Linked DNA regions of Homo sapiens: region 1 is linked to region 2. Evidence: read pairs that join two places in POLR2A ChIA-PET (ENCODE). Cell type or tissue: OCI-LY7. All regions are shown on one strand. Each heading gives the region's core, and the rest is flanking DNA. Links, peaks and the distances in the headings are about the cores only. Region 1 overlaps DDX31 (DEAD-box helicase 31). Region 2 overlaps CFAP77 (cilia and flagella associated protein 77).

Region 1 (10,095 bases), core at 727-8,726, 72 kb before region 2:
AGAGCATGCTCTGCCTCCTCTGGTTGACTCTTTGCTGCTGTAAAAAGGCTTCACTCATCCATAGGGCTGTGAGTTGGCAGCAGAGAGAGGATGCTGAGGGGTGAGGGCTGGGGGTGTGCAGGGAGATGACACATTTCAGGTAAATCGCTGTCAGAGACGTGGCATTTTCATTCATAGCCTTGTCAGAGTAACCTTTGGGTGAAAGGGGGAGAATTGTCTTCTCCCACCTAAGAGGTTGCCATTCATGTTTTAATTTGCTGTTACATTTTCAAAAAAAAAAAAGAGCATACAACAAAATCATTTGTCTTCTTATGATCTGTTTCCCCCTCAGAACTCCTTCTTCTCTTTCTGTTTCTCTTTCTCCCTGGGAAGTATCCTTTCAGCAGCTCACGTTTCTTCCTTCATCTCTGACACGCAAGTCTCTCTTTGCTCCCTACATTCAAATGCTGTGGCCTTGCAGTTGATTGGATGAAGCGGAGGCTTTCCAGACTCCACTGCTAGGCAGGTCTGACTGTTGTGTTCTGGCTCCTTGTGGCTTCTGTTCCTGAGTGAAGCCCAAGCTCTTGTCTCAGTGCTTGGCACACAGCTCCGGCTTCGTTAGAGATCCTTTGGTCTTCACCCATCAGTAATTAAGAGATGGGGGAGTGAAGCTCCTCCAGGGTAGAAGAAGAAAGGCCAGTGCTGCTGGGACAGGGCTTTGTGCCCTCGTTACCCTCACAGGGGTGTTTACCCCACAGTGGAGGATGTTTGGCCACCCTTTTCTTCCTTTTTTTTTTTTTTTTCCTCTTCAGTATAAACTAAAGAGACCAAAATGCTTCTATTTCATCATCATCTGCTCAAATCAAGGGAGTGGATCAGTGAGTGGGCACACTTATTTGGTATTCAAGATTTATTAAGAAATAATGACATAATCTCTATTAAGGAAATTCTAAATGTAGCCTATTTTAAATTCATCAGAGAGGAAAGAAATTGTCAGGAATATCATCCTGTCCCTTTAATATCATAGAGGTCCCCTTCTCAATTCCTAAGGGTTTAGGAAAATATTTCCTTTCCTAGGAAGGTGTCACTTCTACTTCATGTCTAATTAGCTCAAGAATAGGCCAGTTTTGTGCATCAAGGTCTTGGGTGTTTTTGAAAGAGCAAAAAGTTACCTTGCTGTGCCCTTCCTTTTACAGCGTTTCTGAGATTAAGATGGAAGATATTTTGTGTGTTCTGACAAGAGATGATTGTTTTAAAGGGAAACGATGGGGAGCCCAGGTGAGTTTTGTTATTTATTGTGCTCGCTGCCAACAGATGTGACTCACTTGATTTGGGGTAGTAGAGACTTTGTGTATGGGTTACTTCCTCTGTCAAGCAATACATTTATTTTAAGAACCATGAACATTAGATGAGGCCAAATCTTGATTGTTTTTTTTTTTTCCTCGTCTTTGCTTCTGGATGCGTTTGCCACTCTCATCTAGCGAGTGGGCTACGGTCCATTCTGGAAGCCTGCCAGACAGCAGCAGGCTCCCCAGAAAGGAGGTCCAGGCCAGAATGAGTCTGGAGGCAGTGCCACACGCTCAGCCCCGGTGGTCCCTGTCCAGATTCTCAGCAAGGACGGCTGCCTAGACCTGCCTATCCCAGACAGCATGGAAGAAATAAGTATCTCTGTGTCTCCTTTCAGACACAGTTAGTTCATCCATTTTTTAATGTGTGTGTGCTATCCACAGAGGAAGAGTAAAGTTGAGATCATTAAGAAGAAAAATTTTTATTATCCATGCAGTTCCATATGGAGATTCTGAGCAGGTGCAGGCAGCCCTGGACACCCTTTCCTGCTCCTTCTCTTAAGGCTGCACCCGACTAGACCATTATTCCCTCACCCCACCCCACCCCCTTACTCAGTATTCCCGTGTGTGGGTGCAGTGTTGCTGTATGTAATTTTGTCTATGAGATATTAATCACTTGAATATTTTACATTTGTTTTTGTATGCCTGAGGATGAACTGGAAAATCAGGGCCAGATAGATCAAGCTTAAGAGTTTCTTTCATGCTTTAGCATGTGCCTGTATTTGGATCATTATTCTCCCTGAGCAGGGAGGGACCCCGTTTCACTGAGCCTGACTTAAATTCTCTTGTTTTAGAGAGCATCTAAGGAAATGTATGTAATACCAGGAGAGGAGATAGCCATAGCCTCTATTAGCAAAGTGTGTGTTCCCAACCTAGGACTGTGCTACACTCTTTATGTGCACGGTCCCATTTAATCTTATAGCAATCCGAGAAGTTGGTGATGGCCCCAATTTATAGATGAGGAAACTGAGACTTAGAGAGGTAAAGGAACTTTCACAGGGGCACACTAATATGCTTTAGTCATTCTGGGATTTGAAGTCTTAACTTCAAAGCACATATATTTAACTGTATACCAATATGCCTTTATTAGTATTAACTAAACCAAGATAATTGAGTCTTTTTCTAAATAAGGAAATGTTAGTCATATTTAGAGGTGAAATTTGATCAACCACAGCAAAGATCCCTGTGAACAATAAAAGCTGTTAAAGACTCCATTGGTCATCAGGTTACTTTAAGCAAGTCAGTACTTCATATAAGACTCGTAAGCCTCTGGACCACCCTTTATTAAGTTTGTTATTAGGGGTGTTGACCTGTGACCAGACAGATCTTCATTGGTCTTGGCACACTTCCGTTCTTTTGGAACTATCATAAATTCTAGTTAAGGGGCTTTTTTGGTTTCTTCTTTTTTTTTTTTTTTTTTTTTTTTTTTGAGACGGAGTCTCGCTCTGTCGCCCATGCTGGAGTGCAATGGCGCGATCTTGGCTCACTGCAACCCCTGCCTCCCAGGTTCGAGTGATTCTTCTGCCTCAGCCTCTTGAGCAGCTGGGACTACAGGCACATGCCACCACGCCCAGCTAATTTTTTCGTATTTTTAGTAGAGACAGGGTTTCACCATGTTGGTCAGGCTGGTCTCGAACTCCTGACCCCATGATTCACCCGCCTTGGTCTCCCAAAGTGCTGGGATTACAGGTGTGAGCCACCGTAGCCGGCCTTTTGGTTTCTTTTTTAATGTTCCCCCAGATACTTCATTATGGCTCCAGGGCAGCTCTGTGGGATCAGCAGGGAGCAGATGTGGATCTGTTGGAGGAGGCAGTGTAGCAGAGTGGCTAAGAGCATGGCCTTAGGGTCATGTTCCTCATCTGTCACCAGTGTGTGACCTTGGGCAGGGACTGGACCTCTCTAAGCCTTAGTTTCTTTTCGGAGAGGCAGTGTAGCAGAGTGGCTAAGAGCACGCCTCAGGGTCACGTTCCTCATCTGTCACCAGCCTGTGATCGGACCTTTCTTTTTTCTTTTTTCTTTTTTTTTTCTTTTTTTTTTTTTTTTTGAGATGGAGTCTCGCTCTATCGCCAGGCTGGAGTACAGTGGCACGATCTTGGCTCACTACAACCTCTGCCTCCCAGGTTCAAGCAGTTCTGCCTCAGCCTCCCAAGTAGCTGGGAATACAGGCGCATGCCACCATGCCCACCTAATTTTCGTATTTTTAGTAGAGACGGGGTTTCACTATGTTGGCCAGGATGGTCTCAATCTCTTGACTTTGTGATCCGCCCGCCTCAGCCTCCCAAAGTGCTGGGATTACAGGCATGAGCCACTGCACCCGGCCTGGACTGGACCTTTCTAAGCCTCAGTTTCTTCGCACGTAAAGTTGAGATAAAATAGTGTTCTTTTAAGGACGTCAGAGGATTGTGTGGGAAATAGTCCTGGAGTCCCAAGTATAAAACATAGGACCAAAGGGCTTTTTTTTTTTTTGAGATGGAGTCTTGCTGTGTCTCCCAGGCTGGAATGCACTGGCGTGACCTCAGCTTATTGCAACCTCTGCCTCCTGGGTTCCACCGATTCTCCTGCCTCAGCCTCCCAAGTAGCTCGATTACAGACACACACCACCATGCCCGGCTAACTTTTGTATTTTTAGTAGAGACGGGGTTTCACCATCTTGGCCAGGCTGGCCTCAAACTCCTGACCTCAGGTGATCTGCCCATCTTGGCCTCCCAAAGTGCTGGGATTACAAGCATGAGCCACCACACGCGGCCCAAAGGGCATTTTTTATTATTACTGTAACTATCAGGATTATTTGTAGTCATACAAGTTAGTAGCAGATGTGGAATTAAAGCCCAGACTCAGGGACATGAATCCCAGTGCCCTTTTTTGCTGTATCATAATAAGTGGAACATTAGCATCTGCCAGCTCTCTAGAAATAAAGGCAAGTAGTACAATTACACAATGAGATAGTAAGTTTGATCAAACGTCGTCTCAGGTATACTCTTTCTGGGCCTGGCATTGGTGTCAGTCTTTATCCCCGAGTGCAGATCATTTCTCTCCAGGGAGTTGATCACTGTGTGTCTGCGCAACGCAGGGAAGCTGTAGAAGGGCAGGAAGCCTCTCCTGAAGGACACGTCCCCAGAGAAGGAGCGGAGCAGCTGCATCTCCCTCCACTCTGTCAGCAACAAGCTACAGTCGTTTTTTTTTGGTAGCATCTGCCCTTCTGTGGCCTTGCAGCATAAATTCTTCTCCTTAAGACTTTCCCTGGCTTGAGGCCAGCCTCAAGGACTTCCTGAGACTTGAGGAGTGGCTCTAACTTCATGAGTAAGAGCCAGGTCCCAGATAGATATGAGTTTGAGTTTGAATCCTTGCTTCCCAGCTGTTAGCTCTGCAATCTCAGGCAGATTATCTTCTCCCCAGTCTCAGTTTTCCCATCTGTAAAACATACAATTGCTGTGAGATTTAAATAAAACGAGGTATAAAGTGCCCTGTAGAGTTCCAGACCTCATAGATTCTTAGGTCTAGAAACTCTGTCTCATGATCTCAGCCCCAGCTCCTACCTTGATAGACAGTAGTGAATGCTTGGATATTTTTAAGGTTTGGTGATTTTTTTTTTTTTTTTTTTTAAGAAAAGCTGAGTAAGTTTGGGCTTTCATGATATAACTGGTTAACTTAGAAAGCTAAATTAACCATCCTACGTTGTAGGTGTCATGTTGGTGAAGACCTGGCTTGCTGAGCCAAGTTTAACTTGAATTCAGAGGAAAAAGAAAAACTAAACTAAATTGACTGTGTTACTAATTATCACATAGATATACACAACCCGAGAGAGTATTTTATGTGTGATTCATGTCAGTAGTAAGAAGAATAAAGTAGATGCTGGATACAACTTTTAAATCTGTTATGCGTAAGAAATAACGTGTGTCTTAATTGCTGTCCTCAATTTGAGCAGTTCTCTAGCATGTGAACTAATGCCAGGCATGTAAATGTGGGTTCAGTAGCTAGGCCTTTCGTTCAGATAGCCAGACACCTCATTACAGTGCCCCTCTCCTTCACCCAGCGTGATTGAAGCCCATGGTAAATGTCCCTTTGGCACATACATTTTTGGGCTTCTGTGAACAGAAAGAAAGCGAGTGAAGCATCTGTAAAATGTATATTTCATATTTAGGTATATAAAACATATATAGCTATGTCTGGGTGTGTGAATGTTCACCTACCTACAAAGAGAATAAATTTGATCTTTCAACTTTACTGGGAAGCACTCAGAAGGTTCTAGGGACCATGGGGGTAAAACTCAGCTTGGCAATAAAGTGATTAAAACAAAACCCTTCCATTTTGCTTAAAAATACCTTGGAAGTTGGCAATATCAAGGTGCAGGCTTTCACAAAAACCTCCCACCTTTGCTATTACTTTTTATAATAAAAATAGTCCAGCCTATTTATCTTAGACTCATCTGTTGCTTCTTGATAGGTGTGAAATCTTCATCATCAAAGTATACACACACCCAACCATGTTTTTCCTACAAGCGTTTTTGTCCTGTGAAATATACCTGTAAACTTATCCCAACAAAGGAGCCGTTGCTGGCATTGCGAGATCTTAAAATAAGTTCAGAGCCCCCTGCTCATCCTTTCTGATGGCCTGTGTTTTCCAAGATCAGTAGGATGTTAGAGACAAAGGTGCATTGCGTGCGGATGGATGGTTGGAAATGTGTTTTTCTAAACTACCCATGGTCCACTAGTTGAAGTTAGCTTCATTAACCAGTACTGACTCTGTGTCTTGGAGGGTGGGAGAGCCAGCCCTGCCAGGTATCCATGTGCCCTCAGGGGTTTGACCCGCTCTCATTATAGGAGCATTTTACCTGTCGGGGGCTGAGATGGTGCTGCATAACTCTGCCCCCCTCTGTCTTCAGTTTAAATTTAGACTGTCCTCCCCAGAAGACAACTGAAAAATACCTCATTCATTCTCAAGAGGGGCAATTTTAAAATAAGGTATTTCTGGAAGCAGGGGTTAGGGAGGAGTAAGATTTTTTTTTTCCTAAGTATTGTATATATTTTTTTCTGCCATTAACTTTTTCTTATATTTTACTAAAACTGACCTTATCATTTCAAACCTGTGAACCTAGTTCTATCCTGTTTTTTTTTTCCCTACGTATTTCGCTTGTATACACACTCACATTATATATATGTAATTTTTTTTTTTTTTGGTTGGGAAGAAAAGATGCCTCATTTTGAAACCTAAAGGGGGGAATAAGAAAAGCCCTTTGTAATATATTGCCATATTATCACTAAATCCCCTGACAGTTGTGACACAGAAGCAAGTCACCTGTCACTTAAGCTTGAGGTCTCTTTAATTTTCTCCTGGAATTCGCACCAGGCTGTCTTTAATTTGAGGCCTTTATTGGAATTCTGAAACCTCTCTGCCTCCCTGGCTCTCAGATCTATTCTGAGAGCTGTTACAGAATGTATACAATAACCAACAGAGGGATTCGGAGAGGGCTGGAGCTCTGTTTATTTAACACTCTAGAGGGATTTTTGTGCTTATTCGGTCCTGGCTGCCCGGCTTTCAATATTGCTTTGACAACCATTCTGCCCTTCTCATTAATTTTAAACAGTTAAAACACAAGAAAAAGAGGAAAAAGTTTTCATTATTAAAGTGCTTTACTTTTTAATAACAGAGGATTCTGTCCGCCAGGGGAAAGGGCATCCTCGCTAATTTCACATTCATATTAAAAAAAAAAAAAAACACAGGGAAGGTGACAGTTGCGCTGCTGAGGTGGCTTAACGAAAGGAGGGCAGCAAAAAAAAGTTTGCATTTCACATCAGTTAAGAGGGTAAAAAAAAAAAAATCCTTGTTAATGACAATAGCAAATGTCCACTTTGGTAACACGGCTCCTGAGTGACTCTTCTCCTGACATTTTAGCGGATAGAACCCTTAGGGGGACCTTGTATTGAACTGTGAAATCAGCGAGACTGTCATCAACCAAACAGGTAGCAGGAATGATTTGACTAAACTAAAAACATTTTCACGTTGTTAAGTCTCTTAATATAGAGATGAACGTCGATCCAGAGAATGAGGCTTTTTCTTTCCTCCCCTTTGTTCTTCCTCTGTCAGCCTTAAAGGTGAAAGAGAGGCTCAGGGAGTCTTAGTGAGGCCAGATGCAGGCGCTCATACACCGTCCTCTACAAGGTTAAGCAGCACGACCCGGTCTCACTCTGGATTTTCCCCGGGGGTTCACACCAGGGTGGCAGGTGGAAGTAGAGGCACTAGCACCACTCAAGTGATCAGTGTCACTTGGCAGGTTGGCCTCATTGGGTGGAAGAATCTGTGTTCTCTTGATTTCACATTCAGTAGAAAGCACTCATGTTTGTTTTACGATATTGGAGACAAAAGCCACTAGTTTTTAGCGGGGATATTTAAAAAGGAAATTTTTTTCTCTGGTACTGTTAAAGGATGAAAAGAAAATAATTGTCTATTTTATTAACATTTTCCATCTGTAGGCTCTTTGCATGCACACAGATGCTACTTCTTACACAGGGACGATTTGCTGCAAAGATCCAGGCAGTCTTTGAGTGTGTTGTCCTGGAACAGCCCACTCACTCCTTAATAGGTTCCTGGCCACAGTGGCCATGGGCTGGAGGAATAAATTTGAAACACTAGAAGTCTGAACCGCTCTAGGCACTGAGGAAGCCTGCTCTGAAATTCAAGGATGGGGTAACTTTTAAAAGCAGAATGTTAGGCAGGTCACTGTGGAGTGCTCATGAAGAGAAATTGTCGGTGTTCCACTGATGCGCGTGAGGGAAAGGTGAAGATTCCTAGGAGATCCAAGACCCATTTGAAAACAGCTCATGTTCAGTGATGTTTTAAATGTCTGAATTGGACTTGGAAAATTCCAAAGTGTCTCCAATGGTCTTTGATTTTGAACATGCATGGTAAGAGGTCAGGAAGAAAAGTAAGTAAATAAGTAAACAGACCTGATGTTCTCTCTCATAAAGCCACCCTCATCCTTACTTGACTTTGACATCTCTATAGCTCCCTTTTTTCCTAGTAATATTGAAAGGATTACCCTTGTTGGCCCTAGGTGGTTACTGTGTGATTTTACTGTTATTAAATCTATTATAAACTGCTTCATTATTCCTGACCTTGACTCTATCTCTCCTTTAATCCTTCCGTCGCCCTCTCAGAAATCCCATGCTGTTGGCCCCCAGGAAATCCGAGAGCGAGCCACAGTCTTGCAGACGGTATTTGAAGATTACGTGCACTCCAGTGAGAGGAGGGTCTCCTGGGCAAAGAAAGGTCAGTCGATTTCCTAGGTGCTTGCGCAGTGGATAGCCCAGCAGAGTGCTCTCCCCCACCTTCACCCACATACCCCCAAACCGGTTGAGAGGCCAACATGGAGGTCCCTGCTCACCAGCCAAAGCCTTCAATCTCCATAATTCTGCAGGGTTTGGAAGCAGGCACGGAAGGCTTTAAAGTGATATTAAATGTTAATTTCATCCTTCCCCATGTTTTGCACAAATGAGGCTTTATCTTGGCTTATATCGGGACTAGAGTTTTGACCCAACAACTTGGATCTTAAGGATCTGTTTTCCTCTTTCTTTGAAAACCAGATAGAAGACATGTGACACGTTAGTAGAAATAGTTGTAGAGATGGAAATTAGAGATGAAGGCCAGAGCTGGAAATATTAGACCTAAGCAGTTCCTATTTGAAGGCACAAAGAAAAACGAGAAAGAACAGTACTGAGGAAGAGCCATAGACCATGAACCCAATTCCTAGGAAATTTATGAAAGAGAGAGGTGTTGACTTAATATTCAGACCCTTTGTTGGATAAGTTGGCTCCTGGGATCACCATACATTAGATGTAGACTTCACAGTTCACGTTGAGTAATAAGCAGTGTATGGCTGAAGGGGGTTTGTAATCACTGGTACTTTTTATCATGGGATGTCTTGGCCAGAGACTGACCATGTCTAATGAGACTTACTCCATGCTGGAGTATGCACAGGGTTTTTTTGTTAGTTGCCTGCTATTTTGAGAAGAGTGCCAGGCTGGCTTACCAATATCGGAACACTGTAGCATCCTTTCTTTTTATAAATAGAAATGCTTTAAAAACCATTCATTTGACAAATATTTATCAAATCGGGCACTATTCTGAGTGCTTGGAATGCATGCGAGATCAAAACAAAAATCCTTGCTTTGTGAAGCCAACATGTTAGTGGGGTGCAGGGGCAGCAGACAGTGAACATAATAAACATAACAGATTAGTCCATTTAAAGGTGACAAGAGCTATGGAATAAGTAGAAGGAGATGGGGGAGGTGAAGGGGTGACATAGCAGAGTGCATTTTTAATGGGGTCAGAGTGAGCCTCATTGTGTAGGTGATACTTGAGCAAAAACCTGAAGTGGGATGAGCCCCGTGGCTCTCTAAAGGAAGGGCATTCTGGGCAGTGGGAGCTGGTGCAGACGAGCTCGAGGAAGGCAGTGTGGGTGGAAAGGGGGTGCTGGCCAAGGCAGAATCACGTAGGACTTTGGGTCTTGGTCGGAATGAAGGGGGAGCAGAAGTGTGGGATCTGACTTAGGTTTGAAAGAGATCACCTGGCTGCTGTGTGAGAATAGACTCTAGCGGGGGCAAGTGTGAAAGCTGGGAGCCTGGCTGAGGAGCAATTGTGGTCACCAGAAAATATAGATGAAAAAATGGGTTAGTCAGCAAATATTGTCAAGGACCTGTTACATACCTTTAGCACATTATAATTGCAATTCTTGGTTGTCGTTAAAAATCAGAACCACACAAGGTAAAAGATG
Region 2 (10,095 bases), core at 592-8,591:
ACCAGGAAGGATTTTTTTCTGGTATCTTTTAAGAAGGAGCAGAACCTTTCTGTGGTTGACGAGGCTAAGCCTGACAAGTCACAAATAGGACTATTAGAGCTAAGTGTCCTCAGCTAGATAGCAAAGATGTTAATGCCATATTGTGGGCATGGTTCTAGGGAAATGTCCGCAGACAGGAGGCCTTCAAATGTCTTGGGGTAACTCTACTTTTAGAGGCACCCAGTAGACACCAAACAAATCTTGGCTGGATGGTTGGATGAACAAACAGATGGACAGATGGCTGAGGATGGATGGATGGATGGATGGATGGATGGATGGATGGATGGATGGATGGGTGGATGGATGGATGCATGCATGCATGCATAGATGGATGGATAGATAGATGGTTGGATAGATGAATGAATGGACAGATGGATGGACGGATGGACAGATGAGTGGGTCAGGAGTCTGGGGATGAGGCAACACAGCCCTTAGGAATGCATCCAAGATTCAGGCACCCTGAAGATCTCTGCTTTGCTCAGCTTAAACTCTAAGTGGAAGAAGTGTTTTACTTTCTTCAGTAGTTGTACCCTGTCTCCTTCCAAGTGATTTGAAGGTATCTGGCGGATTGCACGCAAGGTGAAACAAGGTATTTAAGGGCTGGGCATAGTGGCTCATGCCTGTGATCCTAACACTTTGGGAGGCCAAGGCGGGCAGATCTCTTGAGCCCAGGAGTTCAAGACCAGCCTAGGCAATATGGTAAAACCCCATCTCTACAAAACATAAAAAAAATTAGCCGGGCATGGTGGTGTGCACCTGTAGTCCCAACTACTTGGGAGGCTGAGGTGGGGGATCACCTGAGCCTAGGAAGTTGAGGCTGTGATTGTGCCACTGTGCTCCAGCCTGGGTGACAGAGTGAGAGCCTGTCTCAAAAAAAAAAATAAATAAAATAAAAATAAGGGTTGCATAAAGCATAGTCTGAAGAAAAGTGTAGCAACTCTCAGGCCCCTGGTTTAAACAGATTCTAACCCTTGCTCAATTTCTGCCACATGAAGCCAAACGGAGCACATTCCATCACGTCGAGCATGTTTTTTCCACAACAGAAGGCATGACAGTGCACTCGATGATTAGGGACATAGGGCTTTGAGTTCCACAGAGCTCAGTTCCAATCCTGGTCCTATCGCTTTCCAGCTGTGTGACCAGGGGCCTCAGTTTCTCACCTGCAAAGTAAGGGTCATACTACCCATCCCGTGGGGTCATTGCCAAGCCCCTGGAATGGTGCCTGGCACACAGTGTAGGCATTGAAGACATGGTGGCTTGTACTGTTATTACTACTATTAGTATACACGAATCCGACTAAGCTTCTTCCTGAAATTGCCCTCCAGCAGGGAATTTTCACGGAGGTTCTTGTATTAAGTGATTCAAGTGGCGTTGATAGACAGTTTCAGTCACAATTTTATTTAAAAATATATAGAAATGCAGTGCAGCTTGACAAATCTTCCATGCATGTGGATAAAGGTAGAGAATGCAGCATGGACTGGTGGAGACCGTGGAGCCTAGGCCGTCCACTGTTGTTGCAACGTGGGGTTCCCCCTTCCAACATTCAGAACTCTGCCCTGGGGTGCAATCGAGACCCTGGTTGTCTATGAAGAAATGGTATCTGACTTTGGGAATTTGCAGGGCTGTCATGTGGAAGGGAGAGAAGGTGATTCCATGGGGATCAAGAAGCAAGAAACACAACAAGGAGGTGGAAGGTAGAAGGCAGATTTCCACTGCACTTGAAAAAGAGCTTGCTATGGACTGAATGTGTCCACCCAAAATTCGCATATGGTGTTTGTTTGTTTGTTTGTTTGTTTGTAGAGACAGAGTCTCACTTAGTTGCCCAGGCTGGTCTTGAACTCCTGGCCTCAAATGATCCTCCCACCTCAGCCTCGCAAAGTGCTGGGATTACAAGTGGGAGCCACCATGCTCAGCCAACAAAAAGCGTATGTGAATCCCTGACCCCCAGTGTGATGGCATTGGAGATAAGGCTCTTGGGGAGTTGATTAGGTTTAAATGGGATCGTGAGGGTGGGGCCCCCATGATAGGATTAGCGTCCTTATAAGAAGAGACACCAGAGTGTGTGCTTCCTCTCTCTCTCTCCAGCAAGTGAGGACTCGGTGAGAAGGTGCCTTGGCTATAAGCCAGGAAGAGGACCCTCACCAGAACCTGATCATGCTGGCACCCTGACCTTGGACTTATAGTCTCCAGATCTAGGAGAAATAAACATCTGTTTAAGCTCCCCAGTCTATGGGATTTTGTTAGAGCAGCCTGACTAAGACAGAAGTTCATAAGCCTTAGGGCTGTTTAACAGACAGAGGCGGTCTCCAACTGCACATTTCCCTTTGAAAGCCCCATCATGCCTCATGTCAAACATATGAAAATACATCCACCTGCCACAGTAAACACATATTTGAACGTAACTGTAAGAGTGGAGTTGACACTGACCCTGAGAGCTGGGGCAGCTGGCTTGCTGAAAATACAGGTTTGGTGGCTGTCCCAGACCCACTGGATCAGAGTCCTGGAGAGGCCCTGGACTCTGCTTTTTTTTTTTTTTTTTGAGATGGAGTCTCACCCTGTCACCTGGGCTGGAGTGCAGTGGCGTGATCTCGGCTCACAGCAACCTCAACCTCCCAGGTTCAAGCAATTCTCCTGCCTCAGCCTGCCGGGTAGCTGGGATTACAGGAGCACACCACCATGCCCAGCCAAGTTTTGTATTTTTGCTAGAGACAGGGTTTCACCATATTGGCCAGGCTGGTCTCAAACTCCTGAGCTGAAGTGATCCTCCCGCCTTGGCCTCCCAAAGTGCTGGGAGATTACAGGCATGAGCCACCGCACTGGGCCTTCGACTCTGCATTTTAAACATCTCCTCAGAGGATCCCAGGCAAAGCCAAGTTTTCGAATAACTCATCTAAAGGAGCAGCTTCCAGGGCCTCGTCCCTCCCAGAGGCTTTGTTGCTCCATGACCGTCCCCTAGCCAGGCCTGTGCCACGCGCTTCACACGCATGATTGCACTTGGTCCTCTCTGTTGCCATCCCCACTTCACAGATGCAGACCTGGGGCGGGCATGAGGCAGGCTGGGACCTGGAGCCACTCTGCATGGCTGCCCAGCCCACAGACAGACCCAGCCCTCCTGCTGGACTCAGCCTCAGCCTCCCACTTTTAACGCAGTAAGCCTGAATCCGGGATCAGCCGCCTCTTTCCTTTTTAGCCTTGGGGCCAAACTGCAATTTAAAAGATGCCCGAGGTTTTATCAAGGTCTAGAGGCTTTTGGGGCAGTGGGAAGTTTGGTTTATTGCCAGGGCTTAAATCAGCCGGAGCAGGCCCGGCCACGACACTCTGGACACTCATAAAATCCCTCATTCCTGACCGCCCTGCACTTTCCTTCCCGGGCCCGCATTTAGCCCTGCACTGGCCCCCGACCTCAGTTGCAAGTCTTTAGTGTTTATCAGCTCTTTCAGGGCCTGAGGCTTGGAGGCAGCCAGCCAGAGTCCAAGTCCCCACCTGGCCACATGCTAGCTATTAACCTTGGGCACGTGACTTTAAGCTTCCGAGCCTTAGCCTCCTTGCCTCAGAGACAGGGCAGCTCATCTCTACCATGTGGGGTTATTGAGAGTTATTGACATGAAATGGGATAACTCACGAAAGCACCCAGGCTTGGGCCGGGCGTGGTGGCTCATGCCTGTAATCCCGGCACTTTGGGAGGCCAAGGTGGGCGGATCACTGGAGGCCAGGAGTTCGAGACCAGCCTGGCCAACATGGCAAAACCCTGTCTCTACTAAAAATACAAAAATTAGCCGGGCGTGGTGGCGGATGTCTGTAATCCCAGCTACTCAGGAGGCTGAGGCAGAAGAATTGCTTGAACCCAGGAGGTGGATGCAGTGAGCCAAAATTGTGCCACTGCACTCCAGCCTGGGCAACAGAGTGAGACTCCATCTTAAAAAAATAAAATACAGTTTAAAAAAAAAAAAAAGGGCACCCAGGCTGGCACCCAAGAAGGAGTCAGGACGTGTGAGCTGTTGATGTTATCATTGCTGCTGTCTTGGAACTCCATCTTTAGGATAACTTCTCCCCTCCACTCTCCCAGCTACTGGACTTTGGTCAAACTGCCCACATTTTTTTTTCTTTTTTCTTTGCACCACCCTAAGGCATCATTTCCTAGGACTTCTTTGAGGAGAGGAGGGGAAGAAGACAGAGTCGGTCTTCATAAAACCTCCCCATTGTCTTACTTTCCCCCTACCCCAAATGTGTTCACTGACGCCATGCACTTTCCCTTTCTGAGGGTAGCCAGTCAGGCTGTGTTTGTAGCATCTTGGTCCATTTCACCTGCACTTTTGCCAGAGTTCAGTTTGAATGAACCCTGAGTTTATCCCAGGAAATCATCTGATGCCATTTATGGGCAAGAACCTGCTGACGGCCCCATATCAGATGGCACCATGTCAGGTGGCTTTGGGTCTCCACCCCACCAACCTCGCTGGGGCCAGGGGATGGAGGCTGACAAGTGGGGACACTCAGAAACCAGAAGGAACCTGGGCAACATAGTGAGACCCTGTTTCTACAAAAAAAAAATTAAAAATTAGCTGCACGCCTGTAGTCCCAGCTACTTAGGAGGCTGGGGTAGGAGAATCACTTGAGACTGGGAGGTAGAGGCTGCATTGAGCCATAATTGTACCACTGCACCCCAGCCTGGGCAACAGAGTGAGACCCTGTCTCAAAAAAAAAAAAAAAAAAAAAAAGCTTCAAGGGAGATGTTGAGGAAGATGCTGCTCCCCAAATTCCTTCCCAAGCTGGTGGGATTCTCTCTAGATCATCGGAGATTTATTCTCCTGGAGATGAGCTAGAAGTCGGAAGAAGAAATTGGGGACCCCCCAAATTCCATCAACTCCCAAAATTCAACATGAGACTCTTGCTGCCTCTAGAAATTAGAAAGATGTAACTGATGCCCAAACCAGCTGTCTTACTCATCGATTCTGGTGATTTTCAACAAAAAACCGAAATATTTTTGCATATAATCAGGGAGAAGAACCTTCTAGATTAGACAGAAAAGCCTCTGGAGCTGGAAGGATGAAGGGGGCAGCCAGGCTGGGGGTTCCCAGGTTGTAGGACTGGTCCTGTTGGAAGTGTCAGCTTCGGTCATCCCTTCACTGTTGGCCTCTGCAGGCCCCACCACAGACACTCCCAGACTCTGAGTGCTGCTCTAGGAACTTGGCCGCTATTCCCCCATCACTCCCCACATACATGAACACCTCCTTTCCTTTTGTCTCTGCCTCAGAACTTCAGCTCTGGCTATTTGTGGCTTGCCAGTATTTGAGCAGCAATGTCACCTCACGAGCAGGTGCCTAAAAATTCTATACCTCTGAGGTGCCAGATTATGTAAAACCAATTAAGCTCCTGCTTTGTTTGTTTGTTTGTTTTTTCAGACAGAGTCTTGCTCTGTCACCCAGGCTGGAGTGTAGTGGCACAATCTCTGCTCACTACAACCTCCACCTCCGTGGCTCAAGCGATTCTTCTGCCTCAGCCCCACCGAGTAGCTGTGATTACAGGTGCCTGCCATCACGCCTGGCTAATTTTTGCATTTTTAGTAGAAACAGAGTTTCACCATATTGACCAGGCTGGTCTCAAACTCCTGACCTCAGGTGATCCACCCGCCTCAGCCTCCCAAAGTGCTGGGATTGCAGGCATGAGCCACTGTGCCCGGCCAAGCTCCTGCTTTCATCCCTGTAGCAAGTCAGCTCGTCGGCATACTGATCCATGTAGAATGGGGGGTATCTGTATTTACAGAGGAAGTGTCAACTCCATCAGGGCCTCTGAATCATTCTTCCCATTGCCCTATTTCCGCATGTGACACATTCCATTCCTGCACTTGGTGCCCTACACAGTGACGTAAGATGATTCTTATTCCGATGCAAGGAAGCGACAGGATTCTTAAAATACATCACTGGTGCAGAGACCCTTGGGAGGGGCCGTAGATCTGGCATCTGTCCTTCCTGGGTTCGGATACACCTTTGTGGGGGTCGGCCCATCTTCATTTTAACTGGACAAGCCTTGTGGAGAGGCAGAGGCGGCAGGGTGGACAGGCTAGAAGCCCGCTTGGGGGGTGTAGCAGAGAGTTAACTTTCCAGCCAGCTATGATTTGTAAGAGAGCTTAAAGGTGGGAAAGAAAATCCTTTTCTTAGATTCAGCAGCTTTCACTAATCAGCTGCATCTCTGGGTGTCACTGCTTGGCTGGCTGCTGAGATATATTTTTTTCCCTCCATCTCCTGTTCTATTAGGGAGCCAGGGGCCCAGGAGACCCGAAGCAGGGTTAGTCTTCCACGAACAGAGGAGTCTGATCCCAGCGTTCAGAGCACAAAAGCTTGTAAATCAAACTGTTAGCTTAATAGCTTGGGCCATTATTCTAAAGCAGTGGGGCTGAAACCAAAAGCCAAATGAAAATATAGTCAATTTGTTCATACTTTAGTGACTGAACGACTATGTAATGTTGGTGGGTATTGGAAGTGTACAGAGACAAGGACTGTGGGGGGAGGGGCGGATGTTCCGAGGGTGGGGGCGGGAGGGGAATGTGGAGACCCCCCCGCCAGCCAACAGATGCTTGGGCAAGCCCCCTTCTAAAATGGATGTTGGGTCTCTAATTATAACATAGATTTTATAATAAAGATCCAGGCTCCGGAAGTCAGCAGGCCTCGCTGCTGGGGCACAGCCCTGACCTTCATGCCTGAGGGAAGCTGAATATGCAAAACCGGACTTGGCCAGCAGCGTGCGAGCGTTTGGTGAGACATCAGGAAGAACTGAGCTCAAAGCTGGAGGTCGAACACTGGGATGAACACCTGGGGAAGAACTCAGGATCTCCATCTTTTAAAAACATTTAAAAAAATAGCCTTACTGGTTTTGGAAAAGCTGCATCTACTCATTGAAAAAAATGCAAACCATATAGAAAAGAGCATCAGAGAAAGGAAAATCAGCTTCACCCCCCACCCCCCCGCCCCAAAGATCACCACTGCTACCATTTGTGGGGCCCTCCTGCCGAATGTCTGTAGGCATTGTGCAGACGCTCAGAGATGCTCGGGTGCTTCTCTCCAGGCGGGGCCCGTGGCATGGACTCTTTTGCCCAACAATATGTTATTAAAGTGTCAATAAGTACAGATCAAAGCCGTGGTTTTCAAGGTCTCCTAACGTGTACTTGAGCCATCTCTTCATCAGTGGCATCCAGTCTTTCGCCATTGTCATCGGCCATAAGCTTTTGGGGGCACTCACTCTCCATCTTTGGGCAGAAGGATGTACCGTCTGCTTTGTGTGGCTGTGCATGAGTGGCTGGTTGAGAACCGGAGGAAGCGCTGTTAGCCAGGGCCCCAGGGAGGGCTGCCTGGGCAAGTGGGGGTGTCTGGACCCTGCCTGGAGAGCCCTGAGGAAGTTTCTGCAAAAGGCAAGGAAACAGGGTGGGCCGGCCCACGCAGGGTTATGTTTAATGGGGCTATTGTTATGGGAGTGGCTTCCGCCCTTCAAGCAAGGTTGGTGTCTCTGGACCATTTCAGGCTGTGGACACGGCGCACCTGGGGACACCTGAGGACACCTAGGGCAGAGCTTCTCCAGACTTCCCGGCCCAGGAGCCCAGCTGTGCAGCTGCCTGTGTGTCGGTCTGTCTGTCCATGTCACCCCAAGCCAGCGGCCAGCAGCCCAACGGTGGCAGTCACACCCGAGTCTGGCCTGTTCGCCAGCATAGCATCAGTGCGGGGAACAGGGCCCAGCATGAAGGCGCATGTGGAAAAGATTTGTGAATGAGCAGGGGAATGAATGAATGAATGATCTCCACAGCCATCCTCATGGAGCTGCCACTTATAGGCAGTTAACATGGGCCAGGCGTTCTGCTGAGCGTGGTGCACACATATTCTCTCTGGATCCTCCCAGCAGCCTAGCCAGGGGAGCATTTGTTAGCCCATTTTATGGAAGAGGAAGTGGGTCACAGACAGGTAAAGCCACCTGACAGGTAGGTGTGGCAGGGTCACCACTTGACCCCGTCTGGCTGTCCCTGGAGTCATGCGTGCACACAGATGTACCACATTACTCCTTGCTGGCCTTGCTGTCTGCCCTGGAGACCTAGAACACCCGGCCAAAGGGCAGGGGAGCGTCTCTATCCCCCACAGGGCACAGAGGGCATCAGCCCCAGCCCAGCGGCTCCTCCATTCAGGGATGGGAGAAAATGAGTTCATGTCCCATCCCCAAAATGGGCACCTGAGAAGGATCTGAGCTGCTCCCCCTGCTGGCTCACCCTGGGTTTGGGGTCTGCACCTCCAAGGGCCCCCATCCCCTCCCACATGGCTCCTGGGCCAGTGAACTGGGGATCACAGAATCTTGGATTGGAAGGAACGCTCAAGAACTAGTCCCACCCACTCATTGTCAGCTGAGGAAACAGAGGTCTGGAGAGAGAGCCCAGGCATAACTGTCCTGGTAGGAGGGCCCCTCGCCAGCTGCTGGCAGAACCCCCTTCTGGGCCCCAGCCACCAGGGGCAGTTGCTGGTGGCACAGACCAGAAAGAAGACATCTCTGTACTGCCCTGCCTGGAGGGAATGCACAGTGGGGGATGTGTCCTCTTCCCTCTTTGGTCCCTCTCCTCTCTCGACCCTGTAAGTGGCCCGGGTCATCCAGCGCGGGGGTCTCGGCAGCCCCTCTGGCAGGGCAGCCCCCTCGTGGCTGGCGGTGTCGGTGCAGCAGCCGCGCCCTGCCTGCTGCTTTTCAGTGTGAAAGGTGTTTAATTATTTCTGACAGAGTTCAGCGTCGACATCTGCTCGTGAGCGGGGAGAGTCCATTTAGGTTATCCATCACCGTGACAGGCTCAACTTTTCTGGAAGCGCTTTTCCCTTCATAATGGGGCCGGGGTGGGGGCAGCAGATCAGCGGCAAAGCCAGGCGCAGACAAAGGCCCTCCCGGGGCTTCACACGTGACAGACACCACAGACAGCAGCTCCGCCTAGGGGGAGTGGCCCTGGCCACCCGCCCGGACCCCTGAGTCCAGGCCCAGTTGGTGGCTGCCGGGATGGTGGGTGCTTGGTTTGGGAAGGGGAGAAAGGGGAGGCTCAGCAGGTCTGTAACAGACTTTTAAATTCTTCTGTCACTCTGGGCTGTACTGGCGGTTCAGTCTTTCATCCCCTCATTCATTCATTCCACAGATGTTTACTGATCCCCTACTCTGTGCCAGGCACCCTGCTGGCCTCTGGGGACAAGGTGTGGAACTGACAGGCACGGTCCTGGGGGGCTCACATTTTACTGAGCAAGATGAAAAAAATTGCCCAGTTAATTAATTGCAGAGTTAAGTGCCGTGAAGGGGAAGAAAGGATCCCTTGGTGGTGAGAATGGGGACCTGTGGGTGGGGCCTGGAGGTGAGGGAAGGGGTCCTCGGGAGGCCCTGGGGCTAGGAAACCCCAGATTGGACCCAGACTCCACTTCTCACCTCTCCAAGCCTCAGTTTCCATGTCAGTAGAATGGGGGCATGATATCTATGAGATGAGACCTGCTCAGCGCCGGGTGCATTCTAAGGGCTCGGTAAATACTTTTTGTTGGTGTTACTTCCTGACAAGGAGGCGACTGCGTGTGACACCCATAACGGCAGCACTCTGTGTGTCTAAGGGTCTCTGCTGGGTTGGACAGGGTGGCATCCAGGGATGAACCCGGCACAATTCCCCATTTCCCTTGGCCCCAGGTTTCTGGCAAGTAGGATAGGGAGACAGCCTGCAGCTTTAACTCCCAGCATCCTGCGAATACCCTCGGAAAGGAGGCGAACACTCAGTATATGCTGTGGCTTGCATGTTGATTTTCTTTCTCATGAGTTTTATGGCCCGATAGGTCATGTGTCTCGGCTTGGGCCCTGCCATCAGACACACCTGGGTTCCTGTCCCCGCCACTCTCTGGGCAAGGAAGGTGCTCCCCCTCTGCCTTTCATCTGCACCACCTGGTCAGGACTCTTGTTCTGAGGCTGAAATGAAGTAATATGCACACATGACCTCACACAGTGCCTGGCATGGCACAGGAGGCCATCATTCCTGGTTTGCTATTGTTCATAATCATATTTCAGAACAACGGTCTC

Evidence for each region. Peaks named below come from ENCODE experiments on the same cell type or tissue, not always from the same donor. Only the 100,000 strongest peaks of a DNase experiment are listed, where the experiment ranks them.
Region 1: POLR2A ChIA-PET joins it to region 2 with 10 read pairs; 3 of 35 experiments call an interaction of 5 or more read pairs at or near these places.

Annotation. Positions count from the first base shown.
Region 1 is chr9:132,616,826-132,626,920 of GRCh38, reverse strand. DDX31 (DEAD-box helicase 31) reads left to right here. Exons shown (of 20, transcript NM_022779.9): 17 at 1,176-1,257; 18 at 8,480-8,591. Among named protein-coding and RNA genes, the nearest start is that of BARHL1, 39 kb to the right of the region's middle. In OCI-LY7, for the core only: no CTCF peak of the experiment used is centred there; no DNase peak of the experiment used is centred there.
Region 2 is chr9:132,545,179-132,555,273 of GRCh38, reverse strand. All of the region lies in intron 5 of CFAP77 (cilia and flagella associated protein 77), which reads right to left. Among named protein-coding and RNA genes, the nearest start is that of BARHL1, 32 kb to the left of the region's middle. In OCI-LY7, for the core only: a CTCF peak has its summit at 8,455; DNase peaks (open chromatin) are centred at 5,533, 6,723, 8,273 and 8,503; H3K4me3 peaks cover 1,904 bases; H3K27ac peaks cover 3,761 bases.